Regions from separate parts of the Homo sapiens genome. Here all the other regions are linked to region 1. A link is a contact called in ENCODE Hi-C or POLR2A ChIA-PET data. All regions are on one chromosome and are shown on one strand. Each heading gives the region's core, a stretch centred on a gene start or an enhancer-like site at or near the end of the contact. The rest is flanking DNA. Distances are from core to core; before and after follow the strand shown.

Region 1 (3,086 bases), core at 161-2,660:
GAATTAAGTTTCTACGACCCATATGGATTCACCACTGCTAACGCAAGCATTTAATGAAAGCATAGCTTCAGTTTTATGTCGAGCTAAATTAATTGACTCAAATATCTTCTATTTGCCTAACCTCCATCTTGCCCTTTCATTTAAAGTCATTAATTTTAAGTACTCAGTTTATGAAACCATTCTTATTTCTATAATTAAGAAATCAAAATGTTATACACAGGAATAACTGATTTTTAATACTTCCAGGATCTTTGAATTTTATATACCAAACTTGCTAAATCCATGAAAATCAATGTCTCAGTTTCCTAGACCAAAGAATTTTTTGATCAACGTCTTAATGACCATGACTGAGCCTCATCTATTTTAGAACCTTTAAACTCTTTTACTATCCAAAAAATAAGCTGAGCAGAAAAGGATGCTTTAATTTGAAAGTGTAAAATGCCTCTAGGTGAGCTTCTGTGAATTTTCATTATTATGATAGGTTTAGCCTCACATTATATGATACAATGAATCAATACATTTAATTTGTCTTCTTTTGGAGACTTTGGAGGCATCAAATCAAGGCTTTGACTGGTCTTAATGGACAATACCCATACAATCTATCTGGCCCATTAAGTTTAGTCCTGTAAATATTTACTAAGGGCCTTCTCTGCACAAGACCAAATAGCTATTAACCAAAGGTTAAAAGAATCTGAGACAGTTCAAGAACTGTTCTGCTTTGCTTTCTATGCGGTTTTGTGAACTCTTGCTTTGTTATAAAACAAATTCACTTTCAAGTCTTTTGACCAAATTGGATGTAGCCTGGGAAACATTTTCAAAACCTGCAATTCTACCTCACGTCTAGCTCCCCAGAACAGTGTTAGTGGCCTGAGAAACAGAAGGACTAGCTAGTGGGAAGGCCCCAGAGAGAAAAACTGAAACAAACCTGGCCACAAAAACAGAAGAGCTGAACAGCAGCATTGCCTCCGGGAGTAACTGACTTATATCTCATTTTCTTTAACACTGAGAAGAGAATACAAATGGCGGGATTAGGTGAAGAGAAATGCTGTCAAAATCAACAACTAGCAGCTGCTCTGGAAGAAAACCAGAAGACGTGTGTGACCCAAATATTCATTTCCCAACTCAAAAATATTTCCTATAAGCAAATCACACACGAGGTGTTATTCCCAGAGGAGTGTGGGGACTTTCTCTGATTTAGGACTCAGAACTGATACACAAATGCCAGTACAAACTACACAGTAACTATATACATATCAGAAATATAACCCACTTAGAAAAACACCCAGGACTTACACAGATTTTTGAGACTTCTGTACTTAATAACTAGCTATACAATTATTTTCTTTTACAAAAGAAAAGAATGTGTTGCTTACCAAGACAACCTGCTTGTCTGTTCCATTTGGCAGTCTGTAAGAAATTCAAGCACTTCCTTGAATTTATTTCACTGTTAACCACATTTGGTGTTGAAAACAAAACAAAACAAAAAGGCTGTTTTATGCCACCTACCGAATTCCACTGGAATTACATTACATAGTTAAGAATAAACTTATTTTCTCTTATTCATATGTAGCATAGTCTGTGGGTTACCTGATAGGCCTGTATTAAAATAGAATCACGTTTCTATGGTTCCAAATTTCACTACAGTCAGTTTACTATTGTCTACACTGATGAAGTAAATGAGGTAATGTTAATAATCCACAGATCATAATTGGCTGAATTCAAAATGCTTACCGTGGTGGCTATGCTTGGCAGAAGTGTGCGTCTGGGTGTGTTTCGGCTGCTTTGTTTTTCCTCTTGCCTTTTCATCCATCCACTATTAAAAGTGGAAAGAGGGAGGGGTCGAGATTAAAGTTTTGCTGAAGCACACTCGTAAAGAGGGAAGATCATTCATGTGCTGGTTACAGGATGGATGTTAATCACGTCTTTTTTGACAAGTTGATTTTCAGAGAAAATTTGGTGCTGAATTTTTTTCCACTGATCTTTTCAAGCTTTCTTCAAAACATATTTTTGTAAACCCTAAGTGAAAAATATGCTAAGAAGAAAAGAGATTCTTAGCGTGTTTTTCACATAGGGTTTATAAAAATCCTGGGGTTTGTTGACAGCATGTTCAAGGAAGACATTCTGATAGCTCTACTCTTGCCTTTTCCAGTAATGACAACAACAAAATAACAACACAATAAATGGGCAAATAAAGCTATGGGATTCCAGCTGACTGCCTCTGAAGTTGATCTCAGCCTGCATGGTGTCCAGTCAAAACCGGATGTGGGGATGACAAAACTGCCTCCCTTCCTTCCCTCCACGGTTCTCTCCCGTAATCAGCTTTTCTACCACACAGCGAGCAAGGCCAACTTCCCTAAACTAAGAATGCTGAGATTCTTTTCGACTTATAATGTTCTGACTGTCTCTCTCTGTTTCCCCTTACCTCAGAATTTGTTTAATAGAGGAAATATGTTATGTCTACAGATATTTTCTGAAACTGAAAGAATGAAACCACCCACCTGCCATTTCCTCCCTGAGACCCATAACTGGACAGGAGGGAGGTGTCTTTGACTAAGAATTTAGTTCCTGGCTCCCAAAGGCATTGACTTTGTGAATCCAGGCTGAGGGAGCAATGCCCAGGGGAGGGAAGTGGGCAGGGCAGTAAGGGAAGCTTCTCAGCACTCTGAATTCCTGTTTTTCCCCACAGACTCATCCCCACTACTCCCAGTTGTGTACATGATTACAAGTGTGTGTGTCTCTGCCCACCCCTAGCCCATACCTGGGCATTTCTTTTTGGATTCAGGGCAGTAAAAATATGCTGTCAATTAGATGTAATCTGTAGTTAGTTGTGTTTTTTTTTAACAAAACCTTATTGATATATAATTCACAAACCATAAAAAATTTCACCTTCCATAAAAAATTTCACAAACGATAAAAAATACACCCGTTTAAAGTGTATAATTCAGGCCGGGCATGGTAGCTCATGCCTACAATCCCAACACTTTGGGAGGCTGAGGCAGGCAGATCACCTGAGGTCAGGAGTTTGAGACCAGCCTAGTAGAGAAGGCGAAACCCCGTCTCTACTAAAAATAAAAAAAATTAGCCGG
Region 2 (3,086 bases), core at 331-2,830, 120 kb before region 1:
TATATCCTTCATGTTCTTGTTTTTAAGCAGTATTAGTAGTGAAAACTGGCTGCGCGTGGTGGCTCATGTCTGTAATCCTAGAACTTTGGGAGGTTGAGGCAGGCAGATCACTTGAGCCCAAGAGTACGAGACCAGCCTGGACAACATGACAAAACCCAGTCTCTACAAAAAAATACAAAAATTAGCGAGGCGTGGTGTCATGTGCCTGTAGTTCCACTTCCTCTGGAGGCTGAGTTGGGAGAATCATATGAGCCCAGGAGGTCGAGGCTGCAGTGAGCTATGATCATACCACTGCACTCCAGCCTGAGTAACAGTGAGACCCTATCTCAAAAAAAAAAAAAAAAAAAAGAAAAGAAAATTCTTTTTCCCTCCTTTAAATAGACCTTTAGTATCTTTATTTTTTATCTCTGTCATTTAGAGCATTGCTATTCAAAAGGTAGCCTAAGTTCCCTTGGTCCACTCCCCGGTAATTCAAAATTTGCATTTTAACGAGTGCTCCAGGGAGATGGATGTGCACAGTAAAGTTTGAGAAACTCTGGTTGGGAGCAGTAGAGCCCGTGACAGTGAGCATCTCTTGTATAAGCAGGGACAAGAAGGGATTTCCAGGATGGCATGTGTATAAGCTCGTTGTGTAGGTTATCCCATAACCTTGATCTTAACCATGAGGACCTGACATCCAAACCAGATAAAGATAAACACAGTTATGTGATAAAGTTTCACTGACTGACTCCTCCCTAACAGGCTGCTCTGCAGGCCTGGAGCAGGGACTGGGCATCTGGAATTTTAAAAACAACACAGATGATTCCAATGCATAACCAGCCGAGGATTCGCCCAGACCAAGCCCAGAGAGGAAAGAGGGTGATCTCAGTAGGAATCCCTATCAAAACCACTGCTGCCCCACAGTCATAACTCACAATAGTGGCCACCAGAGGGGCCAAGGAGACCCAGAAATTAATAGTGCATTTACGCTGTTTAATTACAAGGCACCATTGGGTTTTCTTGGTTGCATCCCAAGTTAGTATTGCCTCTAACTCTTAAACACATAGGGTTTTAGAGCTGGAAGAGAAGCACAATATGTTGTTTATCACTGTCACTGTCAGACATTCAAGTACAAAGAATTTTCTGCAGGTAAGCAGGCTTGACATGCAAAATTTCAGTTTCCCTAAAATGCCTAGTAAAGATGATGGTTTATGTTGAGTTTAATTTTTTTAAATTAAAAATTAGGTTGCATTCTACAAAGAAAATTTACAACAAAATGTTAGTTAAGGAATAGAAGTAATTTAGGTGAACTCCATGGTCAAGGATAGTGCCCATTGTGTGAAATTATGATGACTGGTTTGTATTTAAAGCTGGCAGATGAAAGTTAGGTTATCCTGATATTTAAAGAGAGAAAGGTGTTTGAAGATAAATGAGGTCAGTTGTGGACCAGATCTTGGGAAGGAAACAGACTCTTCTGTCTCTTCTGCACTCCCTTGTTTGTGCCCCAGCCTCATTTGATGAGTGGGTAGCAGGGTATAGAGGAGAGAACACAGGGCCTCAGCTTGTGTGAATGACTTTGAGCTCCACATTTCCTTATGTGAGTCATATCACGTTAGCTGTTTCTTATAGTTCCGTGTCATCCACAGACTTGCCATTCAAGTCTACAGCTTCATTCAGATTCTGAATAAGAACACTGAGCAAGTTAGGGCCAGGGACATCATTGCCGCAGTGAGGGTGGCCTTCAGTACAAAGGTGTGTATGGTGACTGACCCCCTCCTGGTTTGCCTGAGACTGTAGAGTTTCATGGGATGTGGGACTTTCAGTGCTGAAACTAGCACAGTTCCACGCTGACTAGGATTGTTGGCCAGTCCTAGGCATGGATTGTACAGCTGCTGAAGCCCATCAAATGAAAGGTACTGCCTATCCTGCAGCCCCATTCTTGCTTATTATACACAAGTATGATGAGAAATCAATGTCCTGCTGAAGTTGAAGACACTACTTATCCTGAGAAAGAGCTGTCCTGCCGAAGTTAGACATCAAAGCTAGAGAGCATTTCCTGCTCATCAAGAAACCCCACCAGAAAAGCAACCAGGTTGGTTTGGCTTGACTGGTTCTTGTGATGCCCACCTCTGACTCCTAATGATAATGGCCCCCAAGCCTGTGCTATCACCTGTCTTAGAATTTTGCCAGGTATCGGCCTTAATGTTTGACACAGGAATCATCTTAGGATTAAATTTCAGATTTTTCATCTGCAGTAGTGACCACATTGATCTTAGTTTTAATATTTTTGAGACCGCCTCTCATAGCATTTTTAATGTTGAGACCACCTCTTTGAGCATTTTTTTAAGGTCACATATATATCGAAATCTAAACTATTTTGTAAAGCCCATGTAATTGTTAAGTGCCTTGTTAGCATATTTTTCTTAATTCATGTTTCAAGTAAATGGACTTATTTGGCTGTTGACACGTTTTCCTTTTCTTTTCTAATAGTCATACCCATCTAATTACATGGAATCCATGAAGCCTAACAAGTATGGGGTCATCTACTCCACACCATTGCCTGAGAAGTTCTTTCAGACCCCAGAAGGTCTGTCGCACGGAATACAGATGGAGCCAGTGGACCTCACGGTGAACAAGCGGAGTTCACCCCCTTCGGCTGGGAATTCGCCCTCCTCTCTGAAGTTCCCGTCCTCACACCGGAGAGCCTCGCCTGGGTTGAGCATGCCTTCTTCCAGCCCACCGATAAAAAAATACTCACCCCCTTCTCCAGGCGTGCAGCCCTTCGGCGTGCCGCTGTCCATGCCACCAGTGATGGCAGCTGCCCTCTCGCGGCATGGAATACGGAGCCCGGGGATCCTGCCCGTCATCCAGCCGGTGGTGGTGCAGCCCGTCCCCTTTATGTACACAAGTCACCTCCAGCAGCCTCTCATGGTCTCCTTATCGGAGGAGATGGAAAATTCCAGTAGTAGCATGCAAGGTAAATTCCGCCACTGCTCCATGCTGCTGCACTTGCTTAGCGTACTGGCGCTTCACCAGATGGGGTGGGTGAGGAAGCATGGGGGCAAGAGCTGTTGAACTCTTCAAAGGAAATACTCATCTGCCTAAGG
Region 3 (3,086 bases), core at 320-2,819, 74 kb before region 1:
TGTCGCCCAGGCTGGAGTGCAGTGGTGCGATCTCGGGCTCACTGCAAGCTCCGCCTCCTGGGTTCACACCATTCTCCTGCCTCAGCCTCCTGAGTAGCTGGGAATACAGGTGCCCGCCACCACGCCCGGCTAATTTTTTGTATTTTTTTTTTTAGTAGAGATGGAGTTTCACAGTGTTAGCCAGGATGGTCTCGATCTCCTGACCTCGTGATCCTCCCACCTCAGCCTCCCAAAGTGCTGGGATTACAGGCGTGAGCCACCAGGCCCGGCCAACTGGATGTCTTATAAACAACAGAAATTCATTTCTGACAGTTCCAGAGGCTGGAACTCCAAAATCAAGGCACAGGCAGAGCTGGCATCTGGCGAGGTTCTGCCCTCTAGTTCATAGATGGTGCCTTCTCACCATGTCCTCCCAAGGTGGAAGGGGTGGGAGGTCTCTCTTGGGCATCTTTGATGAGGGCACTCTTCCCATTCAGGAGGCCTCTGCCTTCATGACCTAATCACCTCCCAAAGACCCAGCTCCCAGTACCATCACCTTAGGGGGTAGGATTTCAACATATGGATTTTAGGGAAACACAAACATTCAGACCATAGCAGAGGGGATGAGAGACCCCTGAAGCCTGCTAAGGCTCCTGAGAGCAGCTGACAAATGTATAGGATTTTGAAGAAACTTTTAAAGTCCCAGGGCAATCAACTTTGTTCCTGCTCTGAGTCTGAGAGGTCCCCATTCAAAGTTAGCCCCCTCATTCAGTCTTTTTTTTTTTTTTCTTAAATTTTGAGACAGGATCTTACCCAGGCTAGAGTGCAGTGGCACAATCACGGCTCACGGCAGCCTCCACCTCCCAGACTCAAGGGATCCTCCCACCTCAGCCTCCTGAGTAGCTGAGACTACAGGTACACGCCACCGTGCTTGGCTAATTTTTGTATTTTTTGTAGTGACAGGGTTTTGCCATGTAGCCCAGGCTGGTGTGGAACTCCTGGGCTCAAGCAGTCCACCCACTTTGACTTCCCAAAATGCTGGGATTACAGGCCTGAGCCCCTAACTCAGTCTTTATTGCACAGCATTAAAAGGGTGGAAGGAGCGCTTCACAGAGCCATTCTCCTCCTCCCACCACCATGAGAGGTACAAATTCTACCAAACCTCGTCTCCTGTCTGCCTCTGGTGCAGGTTGAGGTTTGGCCTTCAGGGATTGCTCCTCTGAGCTAATTTCTTGCAAAGGATGTGACAAAGGTCACTAGAGAGAAAACACCTCAGCACGTGTTCCATAGGCCAATGCGGTGAGTTCAGCACAGCCCCATCAGCACGCAGACCATGTGAGAGGACTCATGCATGGGAGGCCACCCACGAACAGGGCTATTTTAATAGAATGTCTTCGGGTGTGGTGAGAAAAACCCCGGCTTGGAGTGTTTGTGGTTCATCTGGAATCAGGCAGCGCTGTTATAAGCTTGGGGCCTATACAGGCTTCCTGGGTTTCTGCTTATTGATACACATTGTAGGTCCTCCAAGAACGGTCCTGAATCATTCCCTTGGTTATGTCCATGTACCGGATCATTCCTTTGATTAGTACACTGTAAATACTTCAAGAATGCTAGAGAAAGTTTTGAGATCAGAGCCTTTCCCACAAAAGGTCAGGAGTTCCAGTTCTCAATAAGCCGAGGTATCTGTGGTTAGAGGAGTCCAGAAAATGCGGGCTGTGTGCGCCCCCTGCTGGAGAGGGAGGCCCAGGCACGCGGAGCTTCTAGTTCAGGGCCGGGGTCCTCTTGAGGGTTCTCGGAGCACCTTCTCGCGGCTCAGAGGGTTCTTCTTCCTGTCCTTCCAGGGCGGCCTTGCGTGAGAGCAGGACTGCTAAGGGTAATGTGGCAATCTAGAGCCAGATTGCCGGGGTTCGAATCCTGCTTCTGCAACTGCTCTGTAACTTTTGGCAGGTCATTAAACCTCTCTGTGCCTCACCTTCCTCATCTGTAAAGTTGGGATGATCATATTAGAGCCTACCTCAGAGAGTACTTATGAGACATAAACGAGATAACATCTCAAACACTGAGGCACAAACAAAGCAAATGTCAAAACACTTAGAATGGTGCCTGGCACATAGGGAGTGTTATGTGTTAATTATATATTAATTATTGCTATTATTAATATCATCATCATAATTCTCTTGGTTATTAATAAAATCTAAGAGAAAGCTTTTCTCCTCTCTCTCAACCCTAAGGGTCACTTTCACGGGCATCAGAAATTCTAACAATCCCAGAGCCAGGATTACAGGCATGAGCCACCGCACTAGGCTCATTATTCTAGATACTAAGAGGAGGGAAGAAACTGCTAACTCTATTCCAATAAAAACATCTTCTTCAAAGAAAAAAGGTAAGCCAAGCACAGTGGCCATGCCCGTAATCCTGGCACTTTGGGAAGCTAAGGTGGGAGATCACTTGAGGCCAGAAGTTTGAGACCAGCCTAGGCAACCTAGCAAGACTCCCCCTCTACAAAAAAATTTAAAAATTGACACATGCCTGTGGTCCCCGCTACTTGAGAGGCTGAGGTATGAAGATCATTTGAACCCATGAGTTTGCAGCTACAGTGAGCTGTGATTGCACCACTGCACTGCAGCTTGGGCAACAGAGTGAAACACTGTCTCTAATTAATTAATTAATTAATTAATTAATTAATTTTTAATTAAAAAGAAAAAGAAAAAAGAATAACTTTCATATCAGCCAGGCACTTCCAAAGTTGTTGGGCTTGTTGGTTGTCTCTGATAGCAAAATAATCTATAGACTGCCTTTTATTTCTGCTTTTGGGAAAATTTAATAAAGTTTGGTTTCTGAGGTAGTACCCTCAATTTAACAATTTGTTTTCTTGAAAATTTGAAGATTATATATATGTCTCTTCACGTGTATGCATATGCCTTATGTATATACACACATATGTGTATTTGTGCAAACATGTATACATCCATATTCCATTTTAGGCATTAGGCATATGCTTACAAAGATACATAAACATATATATTGTGAGCATGTTTAAGACTATATAGGCCAGATTGGTGGCTCACATCTGTAATCTCAGCACTTTGGGAGGCTGACGCAGGCGG

Evidence for each region. A loop is a pair of places that touch in the nucleus more often than their neighbours do. ChIA-PET counts read pairs that join two places held with the same protein, here RNA polymerase II (POLR2A). Pooled maps may share reads with other maps.
Region 2: a map of natural killer cell shows a loop between it and region 1 (2.9-fold over the local background). The contact joins the enhancer-like site here to the promoter of TLR1 in region 1. A Hi-C loop is called at or near these places in 1 of 168 maps with a recorded cell type or tissue (natural killer cell), 5 of 37 single-sample maps with no recorded cell type and 5 of 50 pooled maps. POLR2A ChIA-PET finds 5 or more read pairs at or near these places in 1 of 52 experiments (naive thymus-derived CD8-positive, alpha-beta T cell).
Region 3: a loop to region 1 is called in a pooled map, with 4 times the contacts of the local background. The contact joins the enhancer-like site here to the promoter of TLR1 in region 1. A Hi-C loop is called at or near these places in 3 of 37 single-sample maps with no recorded cell type and 7 of 50 pooled maps. POLR2A ChIA-PET finds 5 or more read pairs at or near these places in 4 of 52 experiments (GM12878, T-cell, activated CD8-positive, alpha-beta memory T cell and 1 more).

Annotation. Positions count from the first base shown.
Region 1 is chr4:38,803,381-38,806,466 of GRCh38, forward strand. TLR1 (toll like receptor 1) reads right to left here and starts at 1,411. Exons shown (of 4, transcript NM_003263.4): 1 at 1,374-1,411; 2 at 926-1,002. RefSeq lists enhancers at 611-660, 897-1,066, 933-1,102, 1,010-1,179, 1,114-1,283 and 1 more.
Region 2 is chr4:38,686,116-38,689,201 of GRCh38, forward strand. It overlaps KLF3 (KLF transcription factor 3), which reads left to right. Exons shown (of 6, transcript NM_016531.6): 3 at 2,470-2,956. Among named protein-coding and RNA genes, the nearest start is that of KLF3-AS1, 23 kb to the left of the region's middle. RefSeq lists enhancers at 1,098-1,267, 2,016-2,185 and cis regulatory regions at 1,183, 2,101. Within about 2 kb of position 1,581, at least 2 of the 41 ENCODE cell types and tissues checked have a DNase peak (open chromatin) inside an H3K27ac peak, as active enhancers do.
Region 3 is chr4:38,729,607-38,732,692 of GRCh38, forward strand. No RefSeq gene overlaps it. Among named protein-coding and RNA genes, the nearest start is that of TLR10, 52 kb to the right of the region's middle. RefSeq lists an enhancer at 1,240-1,609. Within about 2 kb of position 1,570, at least 4 of the 41 ENCODE cell types and tissues checked have a DNase peak (open chromatin) inside an H3K27ac peak, as active enhancers do; they include GM12878, where a contact is called at or near this core.